Regions from separate parts of the Mus musculus genome. Here regions 2, 3 and 4 are each linked to region 1. Evidence: chromatin loops called from intact Hi-C (ENCODE). Cell type or tissue: heart. All regions are shown on one strand. Region 1 holds the start of Osbpl11 (oxysterol binding protein-like 11). Region 2 holds the start of Hacd2 (3-hydroxyacyl-CoA dehydratase 2). Region 3 holds the start of Lmln (leishmanolysin-like (metallopeptidase M8 family)). Region 4 holds the start of Snx4 (sorting nexin 4).

Region 1 (8,000 bases):
ATCCCCAGAACCCGCATGGTGGAAGAAGAAATGACTCCTGGGAATTGTCTCCTCTCTCTCTCTCTCTCTGAATGAATAAATATTTTATAATAATAATAAAGAGTGGCTGGGGAAGCCTGTAAGGAGAGAATGGTGACCTAGAAGCTGAGGTGACTGTCCCTGCACACTCACCAACTGCACATGCTGGTGACTCCACATAATATTATTAGGATTCTGCACCTACAGAGACATACAGATGGGTCTAGTTGTAAAGTCAGAATGTGGCTAGAAAAAAAAAACTACATTTCATTTGGGGGACAAAAGTGGCCTTTAAAAAAAAAAAAGGTTTTGGTGTGCTGACCTGCAGAGATACAGGATGTGGCTGGATGGTTCAAACAGCAGGAACGGCTTTTCTCACAGCTTGGGAGGGTGAAAGTCCAGGACGAAGGCACAGTGTGTGTGCTTTCTGGTGTGGGCCCTTTTGCTAGCATACGTAACTGTTTTCTTCCAGCATCCTCAGATGGGAGATCTAGCTTTCTCAGTCTCTTCCTACACAGTAACTCCTAAGACAAGGACAACTGTCTACACTAATCCACACCACCTGATTTAACTGTAATCATCTTTTGGAGGTCCTGCTTCCAAACACCATCTCACGGAAGGGAGAGTTAGGGCTTCAACAATCTGTGGGAATGAAGACACAGTTCAGTCCTCCACAGAGATGTTGTTACTACTTGACAGATGAGGGAAAACAGATCCAGAGAGGTTTATTGGGTCCCTTGCCTAAAGTCACATGGGCAGAGCTCATGTCAGTTTTACCTCTTGAAGCCACTCTGAAGCTTCTCCCACAGAAGAGGAGATCTACTGGCCAGCAGGATTGCTATGGAAGGCACCCCAACCTCCCAGCATCCGGCGTCCCACTGAAGGTTTCAGAAAAGTGCATTCATCTTCTTTATTCAAATCATGGCTTCCCCTCTCCTTGGACACTGAGTGAAGGTCAGATTTAGACCCTAATACACAATAACAAGCAAAAACAAATATCTAGCTGGGCCTGGTGATGCAGGCTGTAATCCCAGCTATGGGGGAATGCCGAGATCAGAAATCACAAGTTCAAGGTTAGCTTTGACAACTTAAGACCCCCAAGGTAAAATAAAAAGAAAAACAGGGCTGAGGGTATAGCCCAGTTGTAAAGCACTTGCTTAGCATGTCTGAGGTCCTGTGCTAGATCCCTAGTATCACAGCACAACAACAACAACAACAACAACAACAACAACAACAACAACAACAAAAGCCCAAATCCATGCAAACAGTTTCTCTCGTTCTGATTCCACAAGGGTCTCTCATTATAACTTATCCTGGTGAGCTTCTTACACAAAACAAAGTAGTGACATTCAAATTGCATTCTTTTAGCCTGGCACTGGCTTTCCCAGTAACTGCATTCCATGGTGGGTCTGGCTACCTGCGGTCATTCTCTGACTCTTGCCACAACAGTCCATGTTACCCTCATGTCAACCCTGGGTTGACGTATTCCTCATCACACCTGCTATGACTCCACTATCATTTATGACCTACTTTTGTATAATTATCTGCTATTAATAACCAGTCTCCCTTTCTCTTTCATTAAAATCAACTCTCTATACACACTTCGAGTTTATTTTCTAACAAACATGGTCCCATGTATCCTGGTCTCGCCTCAGACTCATTATGTGACTGAGGGTAACCTTGAACTTTCGGTTCTCTTGTCTCCACCTCCCAAGTGCTGGCTTTACAGGGGTGCCACTATGCCTCGTTTTTGTGGCGCTAAGGGTAGGTACACTGTAGCTGCCTTTAGACACACCAGAAGAGGGCATCAGATCTTATTACAGATGGTTGTGAGCCACCATGTGGTTGCTGGGATTTGAACTCAGGACCTTCAGAAGAACAGTCAGTGCTCTTACCCTCTGGGTCAATCTCTCCAGCCCACTTAAAACTCTTAATCAGCTCACAGGCCCCTCCCAGTTAAAAATCTCCATGACATTCTACTGGTTAGACCTGCTGCTTGAAGACCCGGTCAGTCTAAGAGGCCAGATATGGTAGGTAGCCTTGGGAAAGTCGGGCCATGCTCCCCTAAAGTCTGTCCTTGAGACAAAAAATTGACAGGTTTCAGCTACGGCTGGAAAACAAATCATGTTTTTCTCCCTGGAAACTGAAAAAAAAAAGTTTATGGTCCTACCTGGTGCCTACTTCTGTGCCAGGAGTCAAGTAGGCTAGGCTGGCTGTCACATGGTGTGGAAAACCCTGCCACCTGCTTAGAGAACTTGGAAACCTCCTTGGTTCTGGGATTTGAAGGTTTTCCTTCAGGACTCCATCATGTGGGAGCTCTCTCTCCTAACACAGTTCTTCCCTTAGCATCCTTGTCTCTCATCCTCTCATTTTAAAAGTTATCTTGTGAGACATCCCTTTATACACGTTTTCCTTCTCTAAGTCAGGTTCTCCACCACATTTCACCGATTATCTGTTTCATTCCCCAAATCCATTTATGTATGTATGTATGTATGTATGTATTTATTTATATTCTCAGTTGTAGGGGTTACTTCCATGTTGTCCAGATGAACATAGTAAAACATGCCTTTTAGACAAGAATTCCCCTACACCCAAGGCTGATAACCAGAACCCAGTGATAGCATTCACTCACCATAACCACCAGACCCAGGACTAGGTAGACAGAGAACTCCATGTGGTTCACTTGACACTATATGAGACCAAGAGCAATGTTCTTTAGTAATAATCCAACTCTGCCTCCTGCTAAAGAGGAGATAGCCTTGAATAGAAGACTCCTCTGCTAACTGAGATATACCATAGGCCTCTGCATTCCACAGAGGCCATCATCCTTAAATCCTTTTCAGGTCACACTTTGAACAATTTAAGAGGAAATAGGAGACTGCAACTCTGGGCAAATGGGACAGTTGCACAGCAAAGTTATCATCAGGATTGTCATGGCTACTCCTGGTTGTCAACTTGACTACCTCTGGAATGAACTACAATTCAGAAATGGAGGGCACACCTGTGATCCAGATCTTGAGGCTGGAAGACAGGTTTTTGACCTGGATCTTGACATGGAGATCTTGAGCCATAGTGGCCATGAAAATCTTAGGCCCAGGCAAGGTACACACACCTTTAATTCTAGGAGACTGAGGTAAGCAAATCTTTGAGTTCAAAGTCAGCCTGGGACAAAGCAAGTTTTAGGTTCAGGTATGGTGGCACACGCCTTTAATCTAAGCCACATCTTCTACTGGAGGCCTACATCAGGACCTTGAAGAAAGAAGGTTCACTCTTCTTCAACTGATTGTACTTACTTGCTAGCAAGTCTGTTGGAATCTATTTCCACAGAAGACCAGCTTATACTAGCCTCACAGGCCTGACTTCCCACTCACAGCTGCCCATTGTTGGGTTAGTTGGACTACAGACTGTAAGTCATTACAATAAATTCCCTTACTATATAGAGACACTCCATATGTTCTATGACTCCAGAGAACCCTAAGACAAGGATTATTTCTTTTTTTTTTTTCCGAGACAGGGTTTCTCTGTGTAGCCCTGGCTGTCCTGGAACTCACTCTGTAGACCAGGCTGGCCTCGAACTCAGAAATCCGCCTGCCTCTGCCTCCCAAGTGCTGGGATTAAAGACGTGTGTCACCACACCCGGCTAAGGATTATTTCTTAAGTACACCAGTGTGGTTCTTTCAAGTAGTTGTTACCCAGGTTAATCATGCCCACCTGGTAGAGGTAAACTTTCCCTGTGCCTAGACAAAGAGTTAATGGCAGGCTGGGCCTTGCAGATGGTTGTGGTCCTGCATTGCCCCTGTGTCTTGTTTTAGGAATGCTCTTTGATGGGTATAATGGCAGGTTGTCTCCTTTTGCTGTGGGAGTGGAGCCTAACTGGAGGTCAAGCTGAGGGGATAAACAGTAAGAGAAACTTCTTCAGAGACCCCAAACTTCAATTATGGTAAAAGTTTTCTTTCTTACAGTTTGTAACAAACGTGGCAATAAACTACTTTTCTTCCAGTGTTATTGGTCCTTTTTAAGTAAGCTTATTAGTAAATCCTTTTTATATCAATCTACTTCAAGTTTCTCCAGCATCACCAAGAGCTCTAATTTCCAAGACAATTTCCTTTTCTTTAAGACGATTTACCTTAGTCCAATATCATGTTGGGTTTTTTGTTGCTCAAAAATGACTGATCAGTTATTTTTCCCCACTTTGTTCTGTAAATTCTTATTTTTTTAGGTTCCCTTAAAAGGCAAGGAATGGGGCTCCCCAAGAGAGTATAGGACCTGTTTAGCAAGACCGTTTCATTCCCTTTTTCTCCCTCCCTCCCGCCTGCTGCCTCTTTCCCCACTGCTTCTTTCAGCTCCTTCTCTCCCTTGAGGCTCCGGTCACCGCCTCCTTTCGGGATCGTCTGCCCCAATCAAAGATGGCGCCGCCGCTTCAATGCTAGCGGAAATGAGCTCACACGACACCGGAAAGGAAGGCGGGGAGAGCTAGCAGGCGGGTGGGTGACCGGCTGTGGGTGGGGCGGCGGCCCGGGCCCTGGCTCTGGCTTTTACGTTTAGGGCTAAGGAAGCTCCAGGGAGCGGTCGGCTCCTGTGAACTCCGTGGGGCTCCAGGGCTAGCGCTCTCGGAGGAGGCCACGGTGAACCCCTCGCCTCCGGCCCAAGCTCAGCGGCCTCGGAGCCCGCGTCCTGCCCGGCGGCGTCTGCCCGACCCTCCGCGGGCTTCGCGCGACCGCTCCGGCTCAGTTCGGGGCTGCGGTGGGAACCGCGGAGCTGGCTGGACAGGGCCCTTTCTCCCGAGGACCCGGCTGAGGAGAAGAAGCGGCGCGGCTGGCCCGACCCCCGAGTCCTGAGGTCAGGCCGTGGGCTCCGGGGCTCCCGGGCCGTGGACCCCGTCCTTGCCCCGCGTTCCCAGGCAGAGGATCCGCGACCTCGCCCGCGCCGCCCGGCTGCTCCTCGGAGTGTGGCACCGAGCCCTCTGGCGGGGTGATTTGTCCTCCTTGTTCTTGCTCGGGAGAGGCATCTATCTGAAGGGTACCCGTGCTCTTTAAAACTTTTAACCAAAGTGGAAATGCGTGTCCTCTTTTTCTGGACCACTGTCGATTTCCACTCTAGCCGAGGTCTGAGATCCCGTTGAGAGTAAAAAAACGAGAGAGAGAAAGGGGGAAAAGTACTTACAAAATAACTCTGCACTTGGTGTCCCTCGCCCGAGAAGGGCAGATGAACTTTGGAGTTAAGATGCAGGGAGGTGAGCCGGCATCGGTGATGAAAGTCTCCGAGAGTGAAGGGAAGCTGGAGGGCTTGGCCACAGCAGTGACCCCGAACAAGAACAGCGGCAACAGCAGCTGTGGGGGTGCCATCAGCAGTAGCAGCAGCAACAGCAGCCGCGGTGGCAGTGCGAAAGGCTGGCAGTACAGGTATGGCCCTCCAAAGTGATGTTCTGGGGTGGCTCGGAGTGTGATGGGGTCTGCATATCCCAGTTGGAAGGCCAATTCCAAAGCGGCTGATGATCTGACTTGGAGATAGAACCCTGCTTTCGTGAGCAGGATTGACTTTCTTCAGAAATTCATTCAACAGGTAATTTTTTGAGGCCCTTTGAGGAATTCAGAAATGTACCCCAGAGTTTTCTCGATTATCCAAGGGCTTATTCTTCCTCTGATTTATCTCTACACTCACTTCTGGTTTTTGCCTCTGTTGTAATCTGTTTACAAGCAAGCCTGAACGTCTCTTAGAGCAGAAACTGTGGAACTCAGCGCTTTGAGAGGCAAATGCTGGTCTTCAAAACTTGTGGAATGATTCGAGTAACAAGAGTCAGAGAAGATCTTATCCTTTGGTTGCTTGTGACTTAGAGAAGGGGAGGGACTTAAATACAGAGGCTGATAAGCAGTAGAGTGTAATCAGGCTACTTGAAAACTCTTGAAATTCTACATTTGTTAGTTTTTTTTTTTTTTTTTTTTGGTTTTTTCGAGACAGGGTTTCTCTGTGTAGCCCTGGCTGTCCTGGAGCTCACTTTGTAGACCAGGCTGGCCTCGAACTCAGAAATCCGCCTGCCTCTGCCTCCCGAGTGCTGGGATCAAAGGCGTGTGCCACCACGCCCGGCCATTTGTTAGTTTTTATTAATGTAAATGAAAAACTTGGAGAAATATCAAAAGCTTCATTTTGGTGCTTTAAAAAATATATGTATAAAGGGTTTGTAAAACAAAAAAATATATGTATATGTATGTATGTGTGTGTGTATATATATATATATATATACATATATATATATATAGTATAGGGAGAGATTACTACCCATAATTCTAAGAATGAATGGAATTAGGGCATCCTATAATGTTGGATCTACACTGATGAATACTGAAATTTTGGGTAACTGCTTGTATGTTTAATTCTAGTTGGTTTTGTTTGTTTGGTTTGGTTTTTGATTGTGTTAAACTCTTTGACTACACTTGTAAGACTTGGAAGGGGTAGGAACCAAGATGTTGTGAAAGCTACATATTTATCATGAGTACTATCCATATGTATGAACTGCGCGTGTGTTACAATATGCAGATGTGGGCTGGGCGTGGTGGTGCTCTCTCTTAATCCTGGAGCATGGGAGACAGGCAGGAGAATCTCTGTGAGTTTTGAGGCAAGCCTCATATCTGCATAGTAAATTCCAGCACAGCTAGGACTATATATCACCCTGTATCACCTAATATGCAAATATATGTCTATGTGAAATATGCAGGCATGAACCTACAGAAGTGAGAAGAGTAGCTAACTTTGTAATTGGCAATGGGGATTGAAGTCAAGTCAGTGTAACTCTCCCCCTTTGTGATTTTTTTCATTTTATTTTTTTATGGGTGTGAATGTTTGCCTGCATGTATGTATGTATGTATGTATGTTTGCATATGTGTGCACTGGCTCTATTGAATCTAGAAGAAGGCATCAGATCCTCTGGACCTGGACTCATCATGGAGCTGCCACATGGGTTCTGGGAACCAAACCCAGGTCCTCTGGAAGAGCAGCTAGTGTTCTTAACTGCTGAGCCATCTCTCCAGCCCCTCTCAATTTATGTGTTAAGATGAACCATAAGAAAATTCTTTTTTGTGGGGATATTTTGATATCATTCAAGGAAGTAAGGAAAAGTTCAAGATAACCAGAGGTCAGTCTTATAGTAGCAATTCTGAAAACCACTCTAAATTAAAGTGAAAAATGAAGTAGAATTAGAGCAAATATTAGGTGCTCAAAACTCATGGTCTCGCCGGGAGGTGGTGGCGAACGCCTTTAACCCCAGCACTCGGGAGGCAGAGGTAGGTGGATTTCTGAGTTCCAGGCCAGCCTGGTCTACAGAGTGAGTTCCAGGACAGCCAGGGCTATACAGAGAAACCCTGTCTCGAAACCCCCCCCCAAAAAAAACAGACCAAAAAACAAAACAACTCGTGGTCTCCTTTTCTTGGCTTCTCCCCCAGGTTTAGAGTCTAAAGATGTTTAAAACAAAATAATAACAATTACAAAAAGTGACCTAATCCTTTACTGCTTCTCAAACAACTCAGGCCATTTGCTCTGTCCCTACTAAGGAACAATGAGTACTTTTACGTCTTTCTTCCACCTGAGTTCCCTGTAAGTACACATGCTTTTAGAATTCTTTCTTGAGTTCTCTGAGAAAGCCAGCCCTTTCATCCCTGGGCCACAGCTGCACTGGCACCCCACTTTCTTGACTTCCTGACAGAACTTTCTCTTTGTTTGTCCTCAGTGTCTCGGTGGTGGTTGGCTTTTCTCTCCTTTAGTTGCCTAGGTTGGCTTTTCCCCTTTTCAAGGCTGTCTTACTTGTGTTGTGGACTCTATCTCTTTCTCCTTTCTGACCTCAGCTAATGGAGTCCGAGTCAGGAAATCTTTCAGGAACTCAAGAGCCAGGTTTTTAACTACCTGTCTGAACATTGCAAATCTCACCAGTAGCTTTAATCTCTACTGTAATTTGATACTATCTCAGTTTTGAAAATGTACATAGTTGGGTA
Region 2 (8,000 bases), 1.8 Mb after region 1:
TCCTAGGTGTCTGTCTGGGCTATCCAGCTCTGGTTCCTGGCCTTCAGGGAGTGTCAGGTCCATTGGGCTCCCTCTCCTCTCATGGCTCTTAAGCTAGACCAGTCATTGATTGGCCACTCCCACAAATTCTGAGCCACCTTTACCCCAGCACACTTTCAGAAAGGAGAAATTGTAGGTTGAAGGTTTTGTGGCTAGGTTGGTGACCCAATCCCTTTTCTGGAAGTCTTGCCTGGTTACATCAGATGGCTGATACAGGCTCCATATTCCCCATCACTATGATTCTTGGGAGTTTCCATTGCATGGAGTTTCTACCTTGCTCCTGAAATGCCTCCCAATTCCAGTAGTCTCTCCCAGGACTCTCTTCCTCTACTCACCCCTCATCTGACCCATCCTGTTTCCATCCCCACTTGTTCCTAGTCAACCCACAAAATCTATTCTATCTCCCCTCCCCAGTGATATTTATGTGTAATTAAAAAGATCACCTGTACTTTGCAGAGCTGATGGGTATAAATAACTACAAAAATATATTCTGAGTTTTAAGTTGATTTCCAACTTTATGCCTTTGTGACTCTTACTTTCCTATTGTATTATACTGAAAAGAGAGTCAGTTAAATGAATGAGAGTTTTAAAGTGAATGATTGTTTTGAAAAATAGTTCACTCCTTTATGAGAGGTGCGGGGGTGGTTTGCATTTTTGGATTTTAGTTTTTGGGGTTTTTTTTTTGGCTTGGTTTTTATTTTATTTAAGATTTATTTATTGTAGGAGTGTTTCACCTGCATGTATGTATATGTACCATGTGTGTGCTTGGTGATTTTTGAGGTCAGATGATGGAGTAAGGGATGTTGAAAACTAAACCTGTACCTTCCTCCTTCACATGTTCTTTTAAAAGTCAGGGGAAAAGGCAGCAGGATGTCTTTACAGTCTTTGAGAGCAGGTAAGGATGAGAATTCAGCAATTTCTCTGCTCCTACCTCTCAGTTTCTGGGGGTGCATCATGACTTTCAATCCTAGCATCCTGAAGCTCTCAAATCTCTAGCCTGCAGGTCTTCCTGAACCTCAGAGTCTAAATCTAATTGTCTCTTCCACATTTCCACTTACATTTCTAAAAAGGATTTCAAGCTAAACATAAAAGTCCTGACTTCTGCCTTCAAACTTACTTCTTCTTCTTCTTTTTTTTATTTTTTGGTTTTTGGTTTGGGGAGACAGGGTTTCTCTGTGTAGCCCTGGCTGTCCTGGAACTCACTCTGTAGACCAGGCTGGCCTCGAACTCAGAAATCCGCCTGCCTCTGCCTCCCAAGTGCTGGGATTAAAGGCCTGAGCCACCACCGTCCAGCTCAAACTTACTTCTTTTTACAGCTTGTTCTCCCAAGCAATCTGAATGCTCCTTTTACCTTCCTTTAAAACCAAATGTTCTACCCAACACATTTCACTAACTCTAAAATATTCTGAGAATTCAATGTTCCTCACTTCAACTATTATCACACTGGCTTAAATCACTATCATTGTGACCTGGATCATTGTAATAATTTTCTGATACCACTTTTCACCAGCTAATTCATATCGATTCATTCCTGGATCCTTCTGTGTAATCTCTTGAAGACTGACGACGTTTGTTTCTTTCATTTATTTTGAAATATGTATATTTTCCAATACAACCTTGTATATGCTCCACAAGTACTTCTTGGAATCAATACATATTTTATTACATTACATAAATGCCAGTATATTTATGAACACTGATAGTAAGGTACTTTTTATGAAGAAAGTACTAAAAAAAGAAATGAGTGGGGTCAGCAGATTAAAGGAGCTTTCAGAAGTTATTTCTGATCTAACTCAGTAGAAGTATTTCCCTCCCACCTAGCCCATAACCTGTAGGTATAAACAACTCTTTACTGCCTTACAAGGTCCACCACTAACCACTGATTGACCTTAATCCTCTTTAATAAAAAGCAGGCCTACAAATGGAGAAAAACTGGCTAACCTTTAGAGACTGTTGGGAGTGTCCAAGAGAGCAGGTTTAAAAAAAAAAAAATCCAAAGACAGGGAAGAAATTGTTGAAGGCTATTTCCCCGAGTTGGCTACAATTAGAAGAGAAAGATAATATGTTACAAAAATGCTGGTTCCTTCTGCTCTCTGAACAGGACACACAGCTTAACTGACGTCAATCACCCTCTAGCTACTTGGGCAACTGTGTACAGGGGTAAAGATACCTGGTACCTGGTAGAGGCTAAAGTTACCGAGGACCAGGACATATCATTTGGATCCAGCAGGAAGAGATGGTCATAAGATAGCAAATGACCAGAGACAAATTATCCGTAAGAACAGGCCTGACAAGTGAGGCCCAGGTTCACATTAACCTGATCAAACCTGGCGCTGGATGCCCACACGGATTGTGCGCCGGAAGTTGGGAGGAAATTACCCCTATCCAAGATGGCGGCTACGGAGACGAGCGCCTGGAGCGTCTTTGCCCTCATCCAAGATGGCGGCCCCCGTGGGCGCTGTCCCGGCTCCGCCCCGTGCCGCGGCCCCGCCTCTCCCTCGTCCCTTCCTCCGCCCCCTCGTAGAGCCCAGTTGGGTCTGAGGTGCAGGCGCGAGGGGAGCGGGGTTGCGGGCGCTTGACATGGCGGCAGCGGCGGCGACTGCAGCGACCAAGGGGAATGGGGGCGGCAGTGGCCGAGTCGGGGCTGGCGACAGCAGCGGCGCGCGGAAGAAGAAGGGCCCCGGGCCTGTGGCCACGGCGTACCTGGTCATCTACAATGTGGTGATGACGGCGGGGTGAGGCTGGAGCTCCCTCCCCGGGGAGGCGGGGAGCGAGCTCTGTGACCGGCGGGGTCGGACCCGCAGCCCGGGGCGGCCGCGGGGCGAGCATGGGGCAGGCTGGCCGCAGAGCTGCCTGGTCAGGGCCGCGGCGGGGCGAGCGGGCGGGCGGGCGAGCGGGCGGGCCACAGGTGCGGCGCGGCGCGGCGCGGAGGCCAGCCCCGGGCGGCCGGTCAGCACTTCCCCAGCCCGGCGAGGAAGCCCGCCTGGCTGCGGAGATCATTCATTTAGGCGGCCGCTTTCAAAACCCAGGCGGGAGCGTTCGTCTGGGAGGCGGTAGGAACGTGGTCGAAGTTTTCCGCCAGCCGCCCGAGCCGGAGCGGTCCGAGACCGGGGCGGAGACTTTGGAGGGGGATTACTTAGATTTTCTTGGGGCAAGTTGAGATAGGGAGAGAATCGACTCTGGGGATGGTGTCTACCCCATTTCAAGTCTGTCTCTTCATAGCAGGGCTTTTAGTTCCAGTTCTCACACAACTCGCCCTGGGACTTTGAAGAAACCTGCTTCTTTCTCTGGGTCTCTAGTGGGTTTGGTTTTTTTTTTTTTTTGTTTGTTTTTGTTTTTTTGTTTCCCCCCCAGTTAGGTAGAGTTGGGCTAGGTGAATCCAGTTTCGCAATCCGGTGGTTTTGGTGAGCTGGATCACCATATAAATTTAAATTGTCAGGAAATTCCTAAGTCGTAAAACTTCTTAGGTGCAATTTCTCCTGCCTTCTGTTCTCCCTTCCCTTTTCTCTTTCTTTTCCCGTTTTTTTTTTTTTTTTTTTTTTTTTTCTTTTTTCTTTTTGACCAGAACTCATTATGTAGTCCTGGCTCGCCTGGAACTTGTGATTCTCCTGCCTCAATCTTGTGACTGTTGGAATCAGGGGCCTGTGCCACACCACTCTTGACTCCCTAGCAAGCATTCATCCGTTTGTTTACTGGTGCTGGCGATTGAACTTAGGGCCTCACACTTGCTTGTACTCTACTACTGTGCTAGCACTATGGCTTTTTTTTTTTTTTTGTAAGACTTTCAAGTATACAGAAAAAATTTAAAACTGTATTTTGAAAATCCATTCTTAATTATCTTTTACAGTAGGAAATACGTTGGCAGGGATCAAAACTTAAAATATACACAAAATGCATATATACGGTGAAACCCTGTTTCAAATCACTTTACTTGAATCAGCTAATTTTGTATGTTCCTCAGATGCTGGTATTAGCACAGGCCAATAATACACACTTGCACAAACGTTGTAAGCCTAAAGAAATTATGTTGCTTTTTAATGAAGAAATAGGCTTGGAGGGTGGTAGGCTGATTGTTAGTATTGCAGATAGGAGGTGTTGAAACAACATGCCCTCAGGCTGGGCATGGTGGATCTCTGAGTTAAAGAACAGCCTGGTCTCCAGAGCAAGTTTCAGGATAGCCAGGGCTACACAGTGTAATCCTGTCTCAAAGAAAAACAAAACCAAAAAGACAAAAAAGAAAAAGAAAAGAAAGGAACACAGGCTTGCATGTGATTATACAAGTTCTCAAAATCCCTGGATCTAAACTTAAGTCAATAAAGAACTATTGCAGCTACAAGTTGTTGTTCTCATAAATGTCCCCAGATTATTATTTTTTTAGGAGAACATTTAGAACTCTCTCTATACACATATATGTACGATTCCTGTTCTAGCAAAGATGTTGGTAGAAGCATTGTATTGAAGAGCGATGTCACAGTCCTCTAATGAGGAAAGACCTCCTTTCTGGGCGATGAACACAAGAATGAGGAGTAGGGTCTTACTTATGTATGTATGGGAGTATTCTGTTGCTGTCTTCAGACCCACCAGAAGAGGGCATCAGGTCTCATTCCAGGTGGCTGCGGGCCACCATGTGGCTGCTGGGAACTGAACTCTGGAAGAGCAGGTCAGTGCTCTTAACCACTGAGTCATCTCTCCAGCCCAGAAATCGGAATTTTGAGAGGGAAGTTAATGCTTTAATCAACTTGAACATTAATTTGTTACTGCCCATGCTGGCCAGTTAAGCTAGTAAGGAATTTATTTCTTCTGTTATAAACCCTTATTTAATGTCCCTCTATGATAGTTTGTAGGTGTAGAACATATATACTGTTGCCTAGTTGAGTGTGTACATTTAGTTGAATCTGCTCTTTCTGAGATGGGCCTTAATGACCAGGTTCCATTTGCTTCCTTATAAAATTTAACAGGAAGCCACAAGGCCTAATATTAATTTTTTGAGGAGGAAGGTCAAGCAGAAAGGTAAGACCCACAACTGGATGTCCTGGTGCTTTCTGGTTTCGTGGGTTTCTAATCAATACACTTATTGATCTCTTCTCATTTGGTCTTGAGAAATTGAAAACTATCCATTTTCAAAGGCAACTTTTATTCATATTTTGTATGTAATTTAAATAAGATCACGATATACGGACCTGTCCCACTGAGGCACTTGTATAAAATAGTTTAAAGTATTTTTCCCGTCTAAATATTATTAAAGACCCTTTAACAGCATAAATCAATTAAAATTGAGCCCCTCGTTCCATTAGACTTTCTGGGACCTGATTTCACTGCACAAAGACCATAATAACTTATTCCCTTTGCATTGGCCTTGTTCTCAGCAGACAGGTTTATCAGAGAGCCGAGTTCTAGACAAGTGAGCTGCCACCACGTAATTTTATTTTACAGGATGTTGTAGGTAGTGTAACACTTATTTGTGCTACAGTGTGGTCTTTGTGAAGGACAGTGATTTTTATACCACACTTGAAATAATCCACATGCAAAAAAGGAAGGTTTGTTTTGGTGCAAAGTTTGGTGATTGCGTCCCACAGTTGAGGGCCTCCTTACACTGGGTCAGTGACACAGCAGGAACAGAACTGTTCACCTCATGACCATGCCACAGAAGAGGGAAGGAAAGAGGCCCAGGGTCCCAGAGGCTCTGTCAGGGCATGTCCCTGATGACTTAAATACATCTCACTAGGTCTCAGCTCTTAACGGTGCCACCTCACAATAATGTTACTCGGCACCATGCCCTTCATGTGGGCAGCACACCACAGCACTTGGTAAATCTCGGGTCTTTTTCAATCTTTTGAACATGCTCTGCTATTCCTATGTCTTTATTGTCTTGAGTCCAGCGTACTCTTGCTTTCCTCTTCTAATTGTACTTTGTTTTTTACTAGGTGGCTGGTGATAGCAGTTGGGCTGGTGAGAGCATACCTGGCTAAGGGGAGCTACCATAGCCTTTATTATTCAATAGAAAGGCCTTTGAAGTTCTTCCAGACAGGAGCCTTACTGGAGGTACGTTTGAGATTTTTGTCACTAATTCCAAATGTTATAAGTAGAAAATATGATACTTATAACCATTACTAAGTATGATAAAATATGCTGAAATAGCCCTATCCTTATTGGATTTGCTTTAAATTTGGAAATTTTGTTTTATGAAATTGATGGTCTTTGAAATATGAAGGAAAAAAGTTAAAATTCCATTTAATGTATTGCTTGGAATATGTTTTATCTCCAGCTTTAAAGGAAATCAAATGATGCAAACTTCTTTTAGAATTTTGAGAGATTCTAGAAGTGCCCTGGTAAGGTGTTGACAGGCTCAGATACTTTCAGGGTCCATATAGCAGGAACGGTGAGCATATTTGGTGGAGGTGGTGTATTGATGATAATAGACAGGAGATTGAGCTGAACCTGCCTGAGGCATCCACATTATTGAAGGCTTTGGAAAGACACTAGAGATTCGCAGTGAGTTTGGTGGTTCCGTGCTTGCCTCGGTCCTCTTTCCTGAGTCAGTGTAGTTTGCGTTGTAAGTGCAGCTGAGAGAAATCCAACTCAAACAATTTTAGGAATAAAGGGATGTCTTGGTCAGGGTTTCTATTCCTGCACAAACATATGACCAAGAAGCAATTTGGGGAGGAAAGGGTTTATTTAGCTTACATTTCCACATTGCTGTTCATCACTGAAAGAAGTCAGGACTGGAACTCAAGCAGGTCAGGGAGCAGGAGCTGATGCAGAGGCCATGGAGGAATATTCTTTACTGGCTTGCTTCTCCTGGCTTGCTCAGCCTGCTCTCTTATAGAACCCAAGACTACCAGCCCAGAGATGGTCCCACCCACAAGGGGCCTTTCCCCCTTGATCACTAACTGAGAAAATGCCTTTCAGCTGGATCTCGTGGAAGCATTTCCTCAACTGAAGCTCCTTTCTCTGTGATAACTCCAGCTGTGTCAAGTTGACACAAAACTAGCCAGTACAATTGACCCCTTGTCAACTTGACACACAAACACATCACTAGTAAGCCTCAACCCTTACATTCTTATTCATCCCCAAGGTCTAAATAACTTTTTTTTTTTAATTTTTTTGTTTGTTTGTTTGTTTTTTGAGACAGGGTTTCTCTGTGTAGTCCTGGCTGTCCTGGAACTCACTCTGTAGACCAGGCTGGCCTCGAACTCAGAAATCCGCCTGCCTCTGCCTCCCAAGTGCTGGGACTAAAGGCGTGCGCCACCACGCCCGGCTCTAAATAACTTTAAACGTCCCAGTCTTTACATATTCTTAAAATTTCAATCTCTTTAAAATATCCATCTCTTTTAAAATCCAAAGTCCTTTTACAATTAAGTCTCTTAACTGTGGGCTCCACTAAAATAGTTTCTCCCTTCAAGAGGGAACATATCAGAGCACAATCACAATCAAAAGCAAAAATTGTTCTCTAACCATCCAATTCTGGGATCCAACTCACGATCTTCTGGGCTCCTCCAAGGGCTTGGGTCACTTCTCCAGCCATGACCTTTGTAGCACACACGTAGTCCTCTAGGCTCCAGATGCCTGTACTCCACTGCTGCTGCTCTTGGTGGTCATCTCATGGTAGTGGCATCTCCAAAACACTGCATGACCCCTTCAGTCCTGGGCTGTCAATTGCAGCTGAGGCTGCACCTTCACCAGTGGCCTTCCATAGCCTCTCACAGTGCTGAGCCTCAGCTGCTCTGCATGACCCCTTCATGCCTTCAAAACCAGTACCACCCGGGTGACCCTTACACATTACCAAGTCCCGCTGCAGCAGGAGTACAACCTTGGCTATCTCTGGAACACAGCCTCTTTGTACTTTTAGAAAACACTTCCCAGAAGATGTCACCTCAACGATGCTGATCTCTTCTTAATCACTGCTAATTTCTTAGCTCCAGCTAACTAGCATCAATAGTCCCAGTAATGCAAAGTTTTTG
Region 3 (8,000 bases), 120 kb before region 1:
AGCTGAGGCTCAGCCTGGTTGAGACCTCAGTCGTTTGCTTCATGCCATCATTCTCAGTCTCTGATAGCCTGTGCTTTCAGGTCCTCGTTTTCAGCTTTTATCCTGAGTAGGTGTCATTGCTGTGTCTTTCCACATTTACTCTTAATGGTTTTAGTACACAGATTCTTCTGACTATCCTGGAAATAGGCTTTATGTATATGAATTGTTGAATGAATATTGTTCCCCCCAATTTCTCAAGGTGTTCTGTGTGGAGAGTAGAGGTGGGAGCCTGGACCCTAGGAAATAACTGAGTTAGTGTCATGTTTATGTCCGTGTTGGAGCTCATGCCGCTTATGTCTTTAAAAACCAGCAATACAGTGACTCCTGGAGGTAAACCAAACAAAACCAGAGTGATCTGGGGAAAGGTAACTCGGGCCCACGGAAACAGCGGTATGGTTCGTGCCAAATTCCGAAGCAACCTTCCTGCAAAGGCCATTGGACACAGAATCCGTGTGGTGAGTGCCAATAGCAAAATAAATGGCTCTTTTGATACTTACTACCTACCTCAAGACTTGTGAGTGTAAAAGTCCAGAGTATAAACCAGTTCTGTGAATTGGTGACTGACTTAAGTGGAAAAAAACAGAACTGGCAGGGTGAAGCAGGCGAGGGTGGCCCGCAAATGAATAGCATTTAAGTTTCATTATCACTAAAGCAACCTGGGAGGAGAAATACTTTGGACAGGATTTATTTGTGTCTTTGTGCCAAAGTCTTATGGTGTGCCCCCGGTTGTCCTGGAACTTGTTATGTACACAAGGCTCATATTTGACTATGGCAGGTTCTCACAAAGTTGTCAAGGCTGGTCTTGAACTTAAGTCCTGCCTCAGCCTTCTAAGTAGGTGGGATTTCAGGCCAATGCTACCTAGCTCATCTTATGTCGTGCCTTGTTTGGGGGGCATGTTATGGTTTGTTATGTCTACCATCTCAGTCCTGCCAGACTAGACAGTGACTTTATCCTGTACATGGGAAGCATGCTCATACCATGTTTCAGGACTTTGGCCCACGGGGGCATGCTATGTTGAGATTTTTGTCATACTTTCGCTTGGGTCCATTTATAGTGTACTCTAATGGTGGGAATGTTGGGCGCCACCATACCCCACTCGACAACTTGCATTTTAGGGCTGTCATTTATGTGGGCATACATGGCACAAGAGTGTATGAAAGTCAGAGGGCAATTTGTAGGAGTCAGCTATTCTGCTGTGGCATTTGCAAGAATCAAACTCCATGTGGTCAGGCTTGGTGGCAAGTGCCTGTATCCACTAAGCCATTTCACTTGAGTATTTTTGTTTAGTTTTGATTGCTTTGATTTGGGGCTAGGGTTCATAGGTCAGTTCGGAGTCCTGATTATAGTTAGCATTCATGACCCTTGGTCTTGGGTACCAGGGGGGAAAAGTGCTGGTTCCTGAGGCTGGGAGGTGGCTCAGTTGGAAAAACTGAGGTTTTTTTCCCCCAGCAGCCACATAAAGACAGGCACAGCAGTATCATGTCTGTAATTTGAGCCCTTGGGAAATGGGAGAATCTGTGGGGCAGTCAGTGAGAGAGAGACCGTTCCATCTCAAGAATGTACGTGTCACTGTAGATGACCATGTACAAAATGAGTATTACATAAGGTCAGATGCTGTGCAAATGCCTCCTTACTATCAGGATAAAGCCACCAGGTGCATTTTGGGATGAGTAATACGGTAATGTGATATTTATTATTCACCTAATGTTTCTGTTTCTTTTTCCCCAGATGCTGTACCCATCCCGGATTTAAACTAATGGAGAGTAAATAAATAAAAGTAGATTTGTGCTCTTGTATTTTTTTTTCACATCTGTCCTAAATTGAGTTTCTCTTTGTTAAGGTGTTTGGAGTTGTATAGCAGTTTTGGAGTGCAAGGAACTTCTATGTAATAGTATTAGACAAAAAGTTTTCCTGGGTGAGGTGACATATACCTTCAGTGCAGATGCTCACATCCAGGCCAGCCAGGACTGTATAGTGAGAGCCTGTCTCAGGAAAAGTTTTCTGTTAATTAATGCTGGAGCAGAGCTGGGTTATATGAGTAACCTATAGGAGCGTGATTTCCATTCTAGATTTTTAGTGAAAGAAGCATCAAGTCATCATAGGCCTGAGGTGGATCTCACTGAGACACTGACCACTGCCATGCTGTGGGCGTGAGGTGAGGCACCATGGTAATAGTGCATGCTTGTTCCCCATACAAATCCAGAACTCAGGAGGGACTTGGGAAGAATTTGAATGGTGCTTGTCTGGATAAACGGGGGTAGGATGGCATGGTGGTGTTGGGGACTGATTTGGGATTGGTCAAGTGAAAGTAGTATGTCCTGAAAAGGTCAGACTAGTGCATTTTATTTCTACCTTGGAAAACTGCCCTTGAAAATGGCTGGTTTCAGTACCTGCAGGGTTGATAATAGCATATTTACAAAAGTATGCAGGGCTCTCAAACACATGAAGGTTTGAGGATATCCTGGAAATAAGGCATATTTAGGTTGCTAACAAGTTCTTTTATTAACCAATTTAGACTGGACTGTGCTACAGAGCCTGAGCTATTAAAGAAATGGCCAGGCAGTGGTGGTCAAATCTCTTGAGTTAAAGGCCAGCCTGGTCTATAGTGAGGTACCCCCACACCCCAAAAAATGGTTGAGTCCTTTCCACCAAGATGATGGTACTGCAACTATTGCGGGGAAAACTGCATCAGAGGGCACAAGGCAGTTCCCAGAAAGGTTGGTTAGTTCAAAGCGAAGTTGGCATTGCAAGTTGTACTTTTGGAAAAGTGTTCCTTGCTGGGTTGTGAGTGGTCTCCAAAGGAGTAATAAAGAGCAACTAGGTTAGCTCACTAGATTCCTATGTACTTAATATTGGAAACTACTTTTTAGGGGTGTCAGTCTTGGATTTATTATAATCTAAATTGTTTTCCCCAAAAGCTACTTGTGTGTCAGTTATGTGGTCAGCAGTGACCACTGGAAAGGTTAGGTGTCTGAAAGGAGCGGCACAGGGGTCTTAGGTACTCCGCTGGGATTTTTTTTTTTTTTTTCTTCGAGACAGGGTTTCTCTGTATAGCCCTGGCTGTCCTGGAACTCACTCTGTAGACCAGGCTGGCCTTGAACTCAGAAATCCACCTACCTCAGCCTCCCGAGTGCTGAGATTAAAGGCGTGCGCCACCACGCCCGGCGGGATTTTTTTTTTTAAAAGATTTATATGTAAGTACACTGCCACGCCCGGCGGGATTTTTTTTTTTTAAAAGATTTATATGTAAGTACACTGTAGTCTTTAGATACAGAAGAGGGTGTCAGATCTATCTTGACAAATCACCATAAACTGAGGTGGGGTTTGCAATTTTGAGAACTGAAATTGAATGGACAATAAGTGCTGCTTTAAACAATTTCTAGAATTCCATCTTTAAAGTAGTTAGGAAGCCCAGCAGTGGTGACACGCCTTTAATCCCAGCAATTGGGAGGCAGAGGCAGGCAAATTTCTGAGTTCGAGACCAACCTGGTCTACAAGAGTGAGTTCCAGGACAGCCAGGGATACACAGAGAAACCCAGTAACAACAACAAAAAAGAGGCGGGATGGGCTTTGGAAGCTGAATAGTTATGTTTACAAAGTTGAGCCAATGTTGGGAATTAAGTATTTGCGGTAAGCAGAGAAAGGTTGAGACTCCTTTAAGGTATAAGGAATGACTTACACATGCTATGGCAAGTGACCTTTGCGCAGACTTCAACCTTGTAGCTCGGGGCTCTCTAACTTTCCCTGTGTAGTGGGTAGACAAGCTGTCACATATGTACCATAACCCTAGTTGGCTGTCCAAATAGCTTTGGTAGTTACGTGATGGTGCTGGAGTGGACTGAAGGGTCTGGTTCACAGGACCAGCTGTGGGCCGAGCGCTTAGCTGCTACGGAATGAAGTGGCAGCAGCAGCTTCTGAATGCGCCGCTCCGCACGCCCGACCGCTTTGCACTAATCCCCGCTAGCCCAGGGTTCCCACAGCTCAGTTCACGTGGGCTGCCCCGCGGCGCTCATTGGCCAGCTCCGCGCGTCGCCGCGGTCGCCGCTGCCCTCGTCCTCCGCCGGACCCGGCGTAATGCCGGCCAATGGCGAGGCGGCTTACGGCCCGCCACCTGTCCGCGGCGAGGGCGGGCGGCGGCGAGGAGGCGTCGCACTCCATGGTAACGACGCCGGCCCGAAGATGGCGGCCGCTGGGTCTGGAGGAGCGGGCGGCCCGGGACCAGGGCCGCGAGGCCGCTGGGGCGGCTGCCTGTGGGTGCGAGGCGTCCTGCTTGTGCTGGGCGGGCTCCCGGCCGGTGCCGGAGCTGCTCCCGTCTCCCTGGGCACTTCGCCTCCGTGTCGCCATCACGTCCTTTCGGACACTGAGGTAGGGCGAAGCGGGGCGCGAACGGGCCGGGCGAGGGAGTGGCTGGAGTAACGTGGAGGGTGTGGCGTCCCGGATGGCGGACTGCAGGTGCTCTGCAGGAGAAAGCCCTCGCCCGACCCGCAGGACCCGCCGGACCCGCGGGACCCGCCGTCAGCCCCTGCTGCCTGCAGAGCAGCTGAGTTAGGCACTTGTCCCCTCCCGTTCCGCTTAGCCAGTAGTACCACAAACTTGGACGAGCATCAGAATAATCGAAGCGCTTGTTAGAACAGATTGCCGCCCCGCTCCCCCCACTTTCTGACTCAGGAGCTCTGGCATGCATCCCCACAATTCGGATTCCTAGATACTGATGCTGCTTACTTAAGCACCACACCGAGAACCTCTTATCCGAAGACTTGAGAAACAGTTGAAGGGAGAACCAGACAGAGCTGTTGGTAGGAAGGCTACTACTGAGAAAACTCAGGAGACCAAAGTTCAGGATTCGTTTTCTAGTTAGTTATGGCTTTGCTGCCTTTATCCCATCCCCTCTGCTCTGTAAAGTCTGCACCTCCTTTCACCTCAACTCTCTCTCAGTCTTTATAAATTCTTGTAGTCTCGGTTCACTCAGATCTGCCTACCAAAACCTCCCCAGTAGAGCGTTCTTCCCATTTCGTCTGGAGGCCTTATCTGTATTCTGGCATTGAACCAGGTTCTCTTCTGTGCTACGCGTAGCTTTCAGCCTTGCCTTGCAGTGTTCAGACTGGCCTTGAACTTACTGTGTAGCTCAGGCTGGCCTGGAATTTGAGATCCTTCTGCCTCAGTTTCCAGAGTGCTGGGGTTGTAGAAGTATGATATCACTTCTGGCTCTGCTCATCGTTTATCCTCTCCAGTGAGCTTTTTGTTTTGTTGGTGTTCTTTTAACACACACACACACACACACCCCTCCCCCTCGTTTGGTTCTTTCTGTTATTGCTAGCCTTCCTCGACACCTTATTATACGCTCATTTCCCTGTAAGCCCAGTGAGCACATGACAGTCGCATTAAGGGAGTTGCTTCAATTCAGGGCTGAAGAGGTGGTTTCTGCTCCCTGCTCTCTTCCCTCAGCACACATCACATTCTTCTGCTGGGTCTCGTAACTGTTAAGTTTTCATTAGGTAGTGGCCACTGTGAGCCTCCCCCTCGCAGTCTTTCTCCCCGTTACCTTGTGCTACTGTAAGGTCTGAACATGTGTTCTCATTAAGCCCGTAATGCTCTGTGTTCTGCCTCCTGCACAAAACCCCTGGGAAAAGGGGGCCTTACAAGTCAGAGGCACCGTTCCTGTATTTCAAAAGCAGACCTTGCAAGCTGTGTCTTTTCTCCTCTAGTGCCTTCAACTAGTATTCTTTAGTCGTTTTGTTTTCTGAATCAGGGTCTCCTGAGGCCCGGGCTGGCATGGAACTCACTCTGTAGCCTCTACTTGCCTTCATTTCCCAAGTCTTGGTATTATAGGGGTGGATTACCACATTTGGCTTCAAGTGGAACTGGTTTTAAATAGTTCTTCCAAATTTGACAATATATATTATCTATATGACGCTGCCATTCCATTCCTAGAAGCTAGCAGTTCCACTTTTGTATGCTAGTGCTGAGTTTGGTGCTCTGGATTCTGCAGTCTGTATGTGGTCTAGTGCGTATGTAAGTCAGAGAGGGAATAAGCTATGTTTCTCTTAACTTTTCTCAAATAGCCCCTTTTCCACAACATCTCTCCTTAACCTGTTCCTCTAAAGTTGACTTTCGTGCCTTCTGTTTGTGACCTTGAATCAGTTTATTAGGAATTACCGGACTCAGCCGTCTTCATTACCTCAAGGCAATGTAGATGTCATACATGTATCCAAGTACCTGCCACGGTGCCTTGCATATGAAGACACCCAATATACGCTCAACTTAATGAATGCATCGTGGGGCTGTAGTCCACTGATAGAACGTATGACCCCAAAGCCCCGGGTTAGCCTCCAGCATTGTAAAGTAACAGCAGCAGCTGAGCACAACCAAAGCCACAGGGCACTGTCGCCTGCCCATGAGGAGGAAGACTGCAGGCAGGCTGTCTGCCGGGGGACGAAAGTGGACAGAGGGCGCTGTCACCTGCCTGTGAGGAGGAAGACTGCAGGCAGGCTGTCTGCCAGGGGACGAAAGTGGACAGTACACACTGTAGATCAATAGCATGCAGCATAGCTATTTTTCTACAAAATGAGTGATCCCATTTTTGTTCTATAAATATTCAGAAATATTAAATGTAAGAAAAATAATGAAGGAAGCGATTATTCACTGTTAGAGTTATAGGAATGAGTTATGCATAGCCTACTATTTAGCTAAAACTTTTTTTTTCCCTGTGTTTCATAAGTTACATAAAGTTGGTCATCCTGAGCCTGGTGCTGGTGCACGCTTTTAATCCCAGCAGGCAAATCTCTGTGAGTTCGAGGCCAGCCTGATCTACAGAGTGAGTTCCGGGACAGCCAGAGCTACATAGAAAAATCCTGTCTCTTAAAAAAAAGGGGTGGGGGTTATTCTCTTGTAAGAAGGTTTTGTTCTTCTTAAAGGGTAACTTTAGGTCCTGTTAGGGCTGTGTAGCTCCTTTGGTAAAGCACCTTTAAAGCCTGAGGGCCTGAGTTAGGTGTCCTAGAACTCGGGTTACAGAATCAAAATAATAAAGCCAGGTGGGGGTGGTGAACGCCTGTCATCCCAGAATTCAGGGCAGAGGCAGGTGAATCTCTGAATTCGGGGCTAGCCTGGTCTATAGAAGAGTGAATTCCAGGACAGCGAGGGCTATACAGAGAAAACTTGTCTTGAAAAACCAAAATGAAAAAAATAAAACTGACCGAGTGTGAAGGTACATACTTAAATCCTAGCCGTAGAGAAGCGGAGACAGGAGGGGTTCTGGGGCTCACTGGCCAAACAGGTAAGCCTGCTGGGCAACCCCCTCGCCCGTGAGAGACCCCGACTCCAAAAACAAGGTAGATGGTGTTTGCCCACACGCACCTACTCACAAACACACACTCACACACCAGACACTGACAAACACACACTCATGTACACACACCCACACAAGCACACTCTCACACACTCTTACATTTTCAGTCTCCTGTCATTTTCTTCTCTCTTTTGAGACAAAGTCTAACTCTTCCCTGCGTAACTCTGGCTGGCCTTGAACTCCAAATGCTGGGATTGATGGTGTGAGCTGCCCACTCAGCCTCTCTCGTCAGTTTCTAAAGGCTTGGGGTCAGCAAAACTAGATTCTGTATGACAAACTGCAAAGCCTTCACCAAGCCCGAGCCTTTCTGACAGCTGTGTCACTGTAACAATTTACTCACGTCAAAAGTTCAAAATGCTTATCTCTCAGATGATAACATTTTTCTTGGGTGACATTTGGGGTTCAGGAATGCTAACATCATAGAATATAAGGTAAGGGACTTTTAGGGGGTGTCACACTTAAAATTTAGCTCATTTTACTTAGGTCTCAATTGGGCAGTTAAATGAACACACATTATTATATTTAAATTTACTTGAGTAAAGAAAAATGTCATACCCACTTTTAAAAAAGATTTTTCAGACCATTCACTCTTCTAGGTCATAAATAAGGTCCATC
Region 4 (8,000 bases), 68 kb after region 1:
ACACACATACATACATACATACGTAAGTAGGTCAATCTTTTAAAAATAAATACAATTTAATTTTATCATGTACTGACATCTTATAGCCTATTAAATACTTCATGCAGATTTTCTGTAGATCCCAGTTTTCTACACAGACGACAGAGTAGTTTTACTCTCCTTAGTCAATCTTTTGTTTGTTTGTTTGTTTGTTTTTATAGACAGGGTTTGTCTGTATAACAAATCCCTGGCTTTGTTGGAACTTGCTCTGTAGTCCAGACTGGGCTCCCACTCATAGAGACCTGTCTGCCTCTGCCTCCTGAGTGGTGGTAGGATTACGAGTGTGTGCCACTCCTGCCACCTGGCTGTTGACTTTTGTTGTTGTGTGTATGAGAGACAGACACAGACTCAGAGATAGGATCTCGAGTGCCCATGTTGGCCCTGGACTTCCCATCTTCTACCTCCCAAGTGCTAGGATTACCGGCATTTGCTGCCATGCCTACCTTTCCCAGAGCCTCCCATTACCCTGAAGGCAACCACTCTCCAATCAATCACAGATTGTTTTCTGTGAACTTAGTATGATGAAATCATATAGAATGTACAGTTTTGTTCTCTGTGTTAGGTGGGATCCTGGTTAAGTAATGTTCTGAGTTATGTTTTAAGGTTTAATTACTGTGCCTGAAAGAGCCATGAACAAAAATGTCTCACCTATGAGCCCCTCCCCAAGGATAGACACTTCCAGAGACGCTGGAGCCTACTGTATATGGGTGGTAACAAGCCACATACTTTTGTTCCCCTAACCAAGTTTATTTGATCATACTAGATGTGCTTGATCACGTGTAGTCGGGAGGTACTCAGGCATGAAAGATGTAGGGAGGAACACTTGCCTCTGATTGGCTGTGACGGGAAATATGGGCGCCTTATGTGTTTCCCTTTACAAGCCTCTGCAGAATCCCTGAAAGGACCTCGCCAGTATCTGTCATCCTTGCCAGTATTTAATTAAAGCTTGCTTCAAATGTGGCTCAGAAATCATGGTACTGGTCTTTTTCTGAGATTCTCAGGTTTAACATTGTTCTAAGTTTCATTCTTATCTCACCCTGATGGTCTTTTCCTGCCTGCTGTAAAGCCTGCAGGGGACCCTCCCATAGAAGTAACAAGTGAAAGCTCCCAAGTGGGGTCACTCATGTGGCCCCTCTCTGAAACAGCACCAGTATGGCGAGCCCAAAGCTCCCCTAGCGTTTTTCCCATCCATTCCCTATTTGTGCACATGCGTACATGGGGTGGGTTATAAAAGCATGCAGCACCATCCTTGCCTCCTTTCCCTCCCTGAACCCTGCGCTGCACAGGGAGTCAGGGCAGAGGCCGAGTCTATGAGCCTCTTCTGGATCCTGGTTTCCAGTGGGGGAAAATCCAAACCCACTCTGGGATTTGTGAAGCCATTGCTTACAGCCAGAATCACCTCCTCCAGACGAAGTGTTCCTTCCCTACAGGAAGCCTTTCTCCGAATAAGGCAGGGCTTTTCCGGAATAGACTTCTAGGCAGAGAGGTTCTACCCAGTGTGGTAGTGGCACTCAACCTGTTTTTCCAGCACTCAGTAGTGGAGGATAGAGGTCTGATTCATTTTAGTTTATTATTATTATTATATTTAAGTGTTTATTTATTTAGTGACAGGGTGTCTCTATGTAGCCCAGGCTGTCCTGGATCTCACTATATAGATAGCCTCTACTCAGAGATCCTCCTGTCTCTGCTTCCCAAGTTCTGGAATTAAAATCATGCACTGCCACCACCACCAGACTAGCTTGCTTTTATTTATTTATTTATTTATTTACTTTTTAATTAATTTTTTTTTTTTTGGTTTTTCAAGACAGGGTTTCTTTAGATAGCCCTGGCTGTCCTGGAACTCACTCTGTAGACCAGGCTAGCCTCAAACTCAGAAATTTGCCTGCCTCTGCCTCCCAAGTGCTGGGATTAAAGAAGTGCGCCACCACTTCCCGGCTTCTAGCTTTTATTTTTAAACAAAACAAAACAGTAGACAATAATATGGTCTCCTTCAGGCCTTACAAAGCCAGGTGTCATTTCCTCGTTGTCACCCACTGGTCAGCTCACAACGAACATCCTGCCGGCTTTAGGATCTAGTTTTCTGAGATCTCAGAAACTGGGAAAAGATCACAAGATAATGAGAACAAATCTATCCTTGTGTGATTAATAAAATAGTCTTCTGCCGGGTGGTGGTGGTGCACGCCTTTAGTCCCAGCACTCGGGAGGCAGAGGCAGGCAGATTTCTGAGTTCGAGGCCAGCCTGGTGATCTACAGAGTGAGCTCCAGGACAGCCAGGGCTACACAGAGAAACCCTGTCTCGGAAAAAAAAAAAAAAAGTCTTCTGATTTAAAAACATGTTTTCTGGGGGTTTGCCGGACCTAACTAATCCCTGGCGAACAATAAAATACCTAAATACATAAATAGTCCAGGCTCTGTAAGGAAGGAACAGGGAAAGGATAGGAGAAGGGGTCCCTGCATTAAAGAAGTCTAGAGTCTAGCTGGAGGAAGCTGGATTTAGAACAAATTATTGTAAAATAACAAGAGAAAGTGCTTTGAGCATGAATGGAACTTTGCCACCAAGCCAGGGAGAAAACTCCAGGAGGAAGAAATTGTGCTTCACAACCCGGAAAAGGATGTTTGGCAAGAATCAGTTTTGGTCCGAGACCAGGTTTTGTACAAAAATACCAACCCAAAGGTCCCATATTTAGGCTACAGTCAGTGAACATTTCTCTTCAGGTCACCACAGGGAATCTTGCCAAGGGGTAGGTTCAGGAAATTACAAGAGACTTGTAGAAAATTAAATTGCTTTAGCGTCTAAAGTTTAAACACTTACTTAACAATGGCGCTCTCCAGCCTGCTTCAGCCATCTTACCTCTCAAATCTTTAGGCGTTATCTTTTGCTGAATGCGTTACTCAACTCTCTAAAAGTTAATAATTGATGCTGCTCTGGTCTTTGCGAGGGGAAACGGAATTGTGAATGCAAGGTAAGGGCGATGGTCACAAGACAATCTCCCTTTCTTTTTAATGACACAATTACTTGAGGGGATCGCCAATCTGAGTGGCTTCTGCACTTCTTGAGTTCACTTCACTTTAGTTTCTTTATGTCTTTACCGGCTCTCCCAGATTACCAGTTTTGTAGCCAACCCTCTGTAGTCGCCCTAGCTTTCCCCTACCTCCCTCGGTCGCAGGTCTTGGCTGGTGGTCCAGCGTTCTGGGGTCTCCGCTGCCTAGGAGGAGTTTCTGTGGGCAGGGGCGGGACTACCGAGAGCGCAGGGCGGAGCTACCACAAGCAGAGGGCGGGGCGGCTGGAGTCAAGGCCCCGCGCAGGCGCACTGGACTCGCGGTGCCAAACTACAGCTATGGAGCAGGCACCTCCGGACCCCGAGAAGCTCTTGCAGCCTGGACCCCTGGAGCCGCTGGGTGGCCCTGGCGCTGTGCTGGAGGCCGCGGTCGGTGAGGAGAACGAGGGCACCCGAGAAGACGGCTCAGGGGTCGACACGGTGAGGAGAGGGGCGGCGGAGGCTTCCGGTCTGGGGCCGGGCCTAGCGGGCCGGGCCGGGCCGCCCTGGCTGGGTCTGGTGGGTGCGGTCCCGAGACCGGAGGATGACCCGATGCGGAGTGGAAATGGACTCACAGGCGCGGCGTGCCGGAGCGCCGCGTGGGCGTTGTCACGCGTGTCCGTGGTGGCGTGGCCCGCGGTGTCAGTGGGCGCGTCCCCCGGGGTCTGGCCCTGAAGAGGCTCGCTGCTGTTTCCGGCCGGCCGAGGGGGTCGCTGGGAGGCGGCTACACCCTTGGTGAGAGGCGAGTGTGCGCAGTAAGGGGGGCTTGGCCTATGGACACGTCGGGAAATAGACATCAGCGTCACGTTAAAGAGAAGGGACAGAGGAAGAAACATTTGTTGAACTCTCCATTTAGCTGTAATGTCGTTATAATGTTTCCTCCTGCAATCCCCGCCCCTCGGTGATAACTGGTGTTTCTCACCTTTTGAGTTAAGGGAGTGTCGCGTTGTCAATCTGTGAGTGCATCCATCCAAAGGGTCGTGACGGATTTGTAGACTCTGATGAACAAATGTTTAGGAAACTCATTAGCGCCCTGTATTTGAACTCCCTGACCCTCAGTTGCTCAGCCCCTGTCCAGCCATTTTGCTGTTGCCCCCTCACCCCCAGTAGGTATTCATGCTAAGGTAACCCGTACATTTTTATGATTGATGCGTCTCTAGAGAGGACTAAGTTTCGAGAGAGCTAACCAGGAACTTCTCAGCAGTTGGAGGTTTTGACTACTTAAACCATTTATGTGTGCTTATAAGTTAAAGACTTTAACTTTTTGTTTGTTTGTTTGTTTTGTGTTTTTTCGAGACAGGGTTTCTCTGTATATAGCCCTGGCTGTCCTGGAACTCACTCTGTAGACCAGGCTGGCCTCGAACTCAGAAATCTGCCCTCTCCCCTCCCAGGAGTGCTGGGATTAAAGGCGTGCACCACCACGCCCGGCTAAGACTTTGATTTTTGAGAACAGTTTTAAGGTCGCTGTAGAATTGAAAGAGAAATGGGGAGATTTTCCCGTATACTCAGTTCTCATATTCAGACTTGTGCCTTGTCCACGCTTCTTACCAGACTCGTTTATGTTATACGCGGTGAGGCCAGGTTGTCACCCAAAGTCCATAGTTTACACACTGTCACATGAACTTTTAAGTGTCCTAAAAAATCCTCTACGCTGCCTGTTCTTCTCTGTCCCTCTCCTGTTGTTCTTTCCTTTTTCTTTTCTTCATTCCTGTTGTTTTCCCTTTCAGGCATGTCCTATAATTGTCATCATATAATATGTAGCCCTCCCTACAAGCCCCAGACATTGTCGGCCTGCAATGCAGAGATCTGCCTCCTTGATATTAAAGGCATGCCTGGCTAATACATAGTTTTTTTTCTTTTTTTAAATAATTATTTATTATTATAATACATAAGTACACTGTTGCTGTCTTCAGATGCACCAGAAGAGGGCATCAGATCTCATTATGGGTAGTTGTGAGCCACCATGTGGTTGCTGGGATTTGAACTCAGGACCTCCGGGAGAGCAGTCAGTGCTCTTACTTGCTGAGCCATCTTGCCAGCCCTAATACATAGTTTTGACATGAGTTTCTTTTTTATTTTGTATGTATCTGTGTGTGGGTATCACTCTGTGACTGTGGGTGTGACTGTCTGGAGCTGTAGTTATAGGAACTGCCTGACATGGGTCCTGAAAACTGGGCTTGGGTCCTTCACAAGAGCAGTATGTACTCTGAAGATTTATTTTATTTTGTATGTATGAGTATTTTGTCTGCGTGCATGTGTATGTGTGTGTGTGTGTGTGTGTGTGTGTGTGTGCACATGTGTCATTTGTGAGCCCGTGAGGGTCAGAAGAGGGCATTAGATCCTCTGGAAGTGGCAGTAAGCATGATTGGGAGCCACCAGGTGGATGCTGTGAACAGAATCTGCGTCTTCTGCAAGGCCACGTAAGGCTGTCTTAGAGCTCACTCTGTAGGCCCAGCAGGCCTCAAACACAAGAGATCCACCTGCCTCTGCCTCCTGAGTGCTGAAATAAAGGCTTGTGCCACCAACACCTAGCCACACAATGTTCTTAATCACTGAGCTGTCTATCCAGCCCAGACTTAGACTATTCTATATGTTTTTGTTTGACAAGATTTCATGTAGCCCAGGGCATTCTGGAACTCCTGATTTTCTTGGATTACAGGCAAGAACCACCATTTTGTGATATTTTTGCTCTGTTTAGGTAGGTTCTCACCTTTACCTGGGTTAGCCTGGAAGTTTTGGGAATCCTTCTCTTGATTCTTTTGTTTGTTTGTTTTTTGGTTTTTCGAGACAGTGTTTCTCTGTATAACCCTGGCTGTCCTGGAACTCACTTTGTAGACCAGGCTGGCCTCGAACTCAGAAATCCACCTGCCTCTGCCTCCCAAATGCTGGGATTAAAGGCATACGCCACTACCGCCCAGCCCTTCTCTTGATTCTTAGTGATGGGATTACAGATGTGAGCTTCCATACTTCCTCTTACTTTATGACTGTATCTCTAAATAATACATTCTTTACTTTTACTCAATTTTGAAGTTTCATAAATGAAATATTTTCCATATGTCTTCTTTCTTTTGGGATTTATCATCTCTAAAGTGTTTTAGCTAATTGATTTTTATGGCTTTATAGTTTGGTCTTTCTGTGTAGTCCATGGTTTATTTATCTCTTGTGTTCATGGAGAGTTGGATAATGAAATTTTTGCTGTTTTAGAGAGTTATTATACATGAGCTTCCTCCTAAATATCTCTTATTTCGAAATGTCTAAGACTCTAGTCTACATTTAGCAGTGGGATCTCAGGGTCACAGGTGGTAGTAGTGTGTGGAGCTGTAGCCGTCAGTGCCAGGTTGTTTCCACGGTGGTTTATTCAGTATACACTCCCTCCCATCAATAGTGCCAGATGTGTCCATGAATACTGAAGATTGTCAGGATTTATTTAAAATGTTCTCCAATCCTGTGGTTATGACCCCATGCCCAGCCCTGTTTAAGTTCTGGGATGGAATGTTAAGTTTGCCACATGCCAGGCAAACGCTTTCTACAGAACTGCACACAACCCTTGTGTCGGTTCCAGGCATCAGAAGGACTTTGATTTTGCTCATGATGATAAAATTTTATTATTTTGTGAGCATACATGTTGAATTAATATGAACTTACAGTATAAATCTAGACCTTTATGTTAATTTGTGTATATGTGTTCATGTATGTACATGTGCACGTGTTTGTGTGTGCATGTCCTCCTTTTGTTTTTCCTTCTGTGATTCTCTAGTCCTTTGCCATCAGCTGATGTGTTTATAAAAAGATAAAGAAGTAGAAGAATATGTTCTGTGGGGGTGTGGTGAGGTGTGGGGGGAGGAGGGGCCTCGGGGGACCAGCCACCGATGGTATAGTATAGAATAGAGTTTATTCAGGGCGTGGGGAGGGGAGTAATAGGGTAGTAGAGGCAGAGAAAAGCAGAGAGAGGGAGAGAGTAGAGAAATAGAGGCCGACCATGTAGAAAGAGGGGGAAAGGGAATGGGAAGAGAGAAGGAGCAAGAGAGAGAGGCACGACCGCAAGAGAGAGAGGATGGGGCAAGCAGCCCCTTTTATAGTGGGCCAGGCCTACCTGGCTGTTGCCAGGTAACTGTGGGGGTGGAGTTTAGACAAAATACTAACATTGGCTAATTAGAAATCTTATCTCATTTCCTTTTTATTCTTACCCTGTACCTAAGAGCACATTCATTTAAACAAAACAAAGCTGTAGTCAGTTTTATTTAAAATGATTTAAAGGCTGGGAGCATGGTGACACGTGGTTAATCTCAGCACTTTTGGAGGCGGAGGCAGGTGGATCTCCCTGTTTGGGTCAGCCTGGTTCCAAGAGAGCCAGAACTACATATAGAGACCCTATCTTATAAAACAAAACAAAAAACTAAAAACAATATTTTAGAAAAGGGAAGAAACAAAGAAACCCAATCTCTAAGAAAAGTAGTAAATAGTCAGAAGGTAAGGAAACCTAGCAGAATGGAAGGGGAACCGGAGAGAATGGAGGTAAGACACTCCTTTTCCAATTGAAAGCTTTCGGGAGTTAAGAGACTGGTGCAGGGGCTGATGTTCACTGAGCGTCATTGCCCAGGAACTCATAAGTGGCAGTTTAAAAGGGAATGTGCCCTAGGCTTGGCAGTGTTGACAGAACCACGAGAGTTTGCTCAGCTGGTACTTAGGCATCCTAATGCATAATTAGCGCCTTCCCTTCCTGAACAGCAGATCTAAGTGGGTCTGCAGGTGAGGATAATGTAAAAACGAAGAGAAATTTTATACGTACATCCTATAGCTTAGACTTTGAATGTCTCCCAAAAGTTCCTGGTTAGAAGCAAGATCTCCCCAAATACCAAGTCTCCCGGCACCTTGATCCTTTGTACTTCCCAGGATCTCAACTGAGCAGAAAGCTTGCATTGT

Evidence for each region. A loop is a pair of places that touch in the nucleus more often than their neighbours do. Peaks named below come from ENCODE experiments on the same cell type or tissue, not always from the same donor. Only the 100,000 strongest peaks of a DNase experiment are listed, where the experiment ranks them.
Region 2: it touches region 1 in a loop (8-fold over the local background); 2 of 42 quality-filtered maps call a loop at or near these places.
Region 3: a loop joins it to region 1, with 2.6 times the contacts of the local background. A loop is called at or near these places in 4 of 42 quality-filtered maps.
Region 4: it touches region 1 in a loop (2.9-fold over the local background); 5 of 42 quality-filtered maps call a loop at or near these places.

Annotation. Positions count from the first base shown.
Region 1 is chr16:33,180,581-33,188,580 of GRCm38, forward strand. Osbpl11 (oxysterol binding protein-like 11) reads left to right here and starts at 4,491. Exons shown (of 13, transcript NM_176840.3): 1 at 4,491-5,420. The coding sequence starts at 5,224. In heart, a CTCF peak has its summit at 4,990; DNase peaks (open chromatin) are centred at 4,451 and 5,361; H3K4me3 peaks cover 1,783 bases; H3K27ac peaks cover 1,665 bases.
Region 2 is chr16:35,019,862-35,027,861 of GRCm38, forward strand. It overlaps Hacd2 (3-hydroxyacyl-CoA dehydratase 2), which reads left to right and starts at 2,560. Exons shown (of 7, transcript NM_023587.2): 1 at 2,560-2,774; 2 at 5,964-6,081. The coding sequence starts at 2,620. It overlaps LOC105246106 (a long non-coding RNA gene), which reads right to left and starts at 2,484. Exons shown (of 5, transcript XR_876048.3): 1 at 2,210-2,484; 2 at 1,981-2,077. In heart, a CTCF peak has its summit at 4,618 (motif pointing right); a DNase peak (open chromatin) is centred at 2,510; H3K4me3 peaks cover 2,042 bases; H3K27ac peaks cover 1,247 bases; H3K27me3 peaks cover 749 bases.
Region 3 is chr16:33,058,330-33,066,329 of GRCm38, forward strand. It overlaps Rpl35a (ribosomal protein L35A), which reads left to right. Exons shown (of 5, transcript NM_001130485.1): 4 at 350-494; 5 at 1,769-1,860. The coding sequence ends at 1,792. Lmln (leishmanolysin-like (metallopeptidase M8 family)) reads left to right here and starts at 4,192. Exons shown (of 17, transcript NM_172823.2): 1 at 4,192-4,405; 2 at 7,982-8,000. The coding sequence starts at 4,220. In heart, no CTCF peak of the experiment used is centred here; a DNase peak (open chromatin) is centred at 4,092; H3K4me3 peaks cover 2,441 bases; H3K27ac peaks cover 1,875 bases.
Region 4 is chr16:33,248,084-33,256,083 of GRCm38, forward strand. It overlaps Snx4 (sorting nexin 4), which reads left to right and starts at 3,373. Exons shown (of 14, transcript NM_080557.2): 1 at 3,373-3,518. The coding sequence starts at 3,378. In heart, a CTCF peak has its summit at 4,972 (motif pointing right); a DNase peak (open chromatin) is centred at 3,318; H3K4me3 peaks cover 2,264 bases; H3K27ac peaks cover 1,849 bases.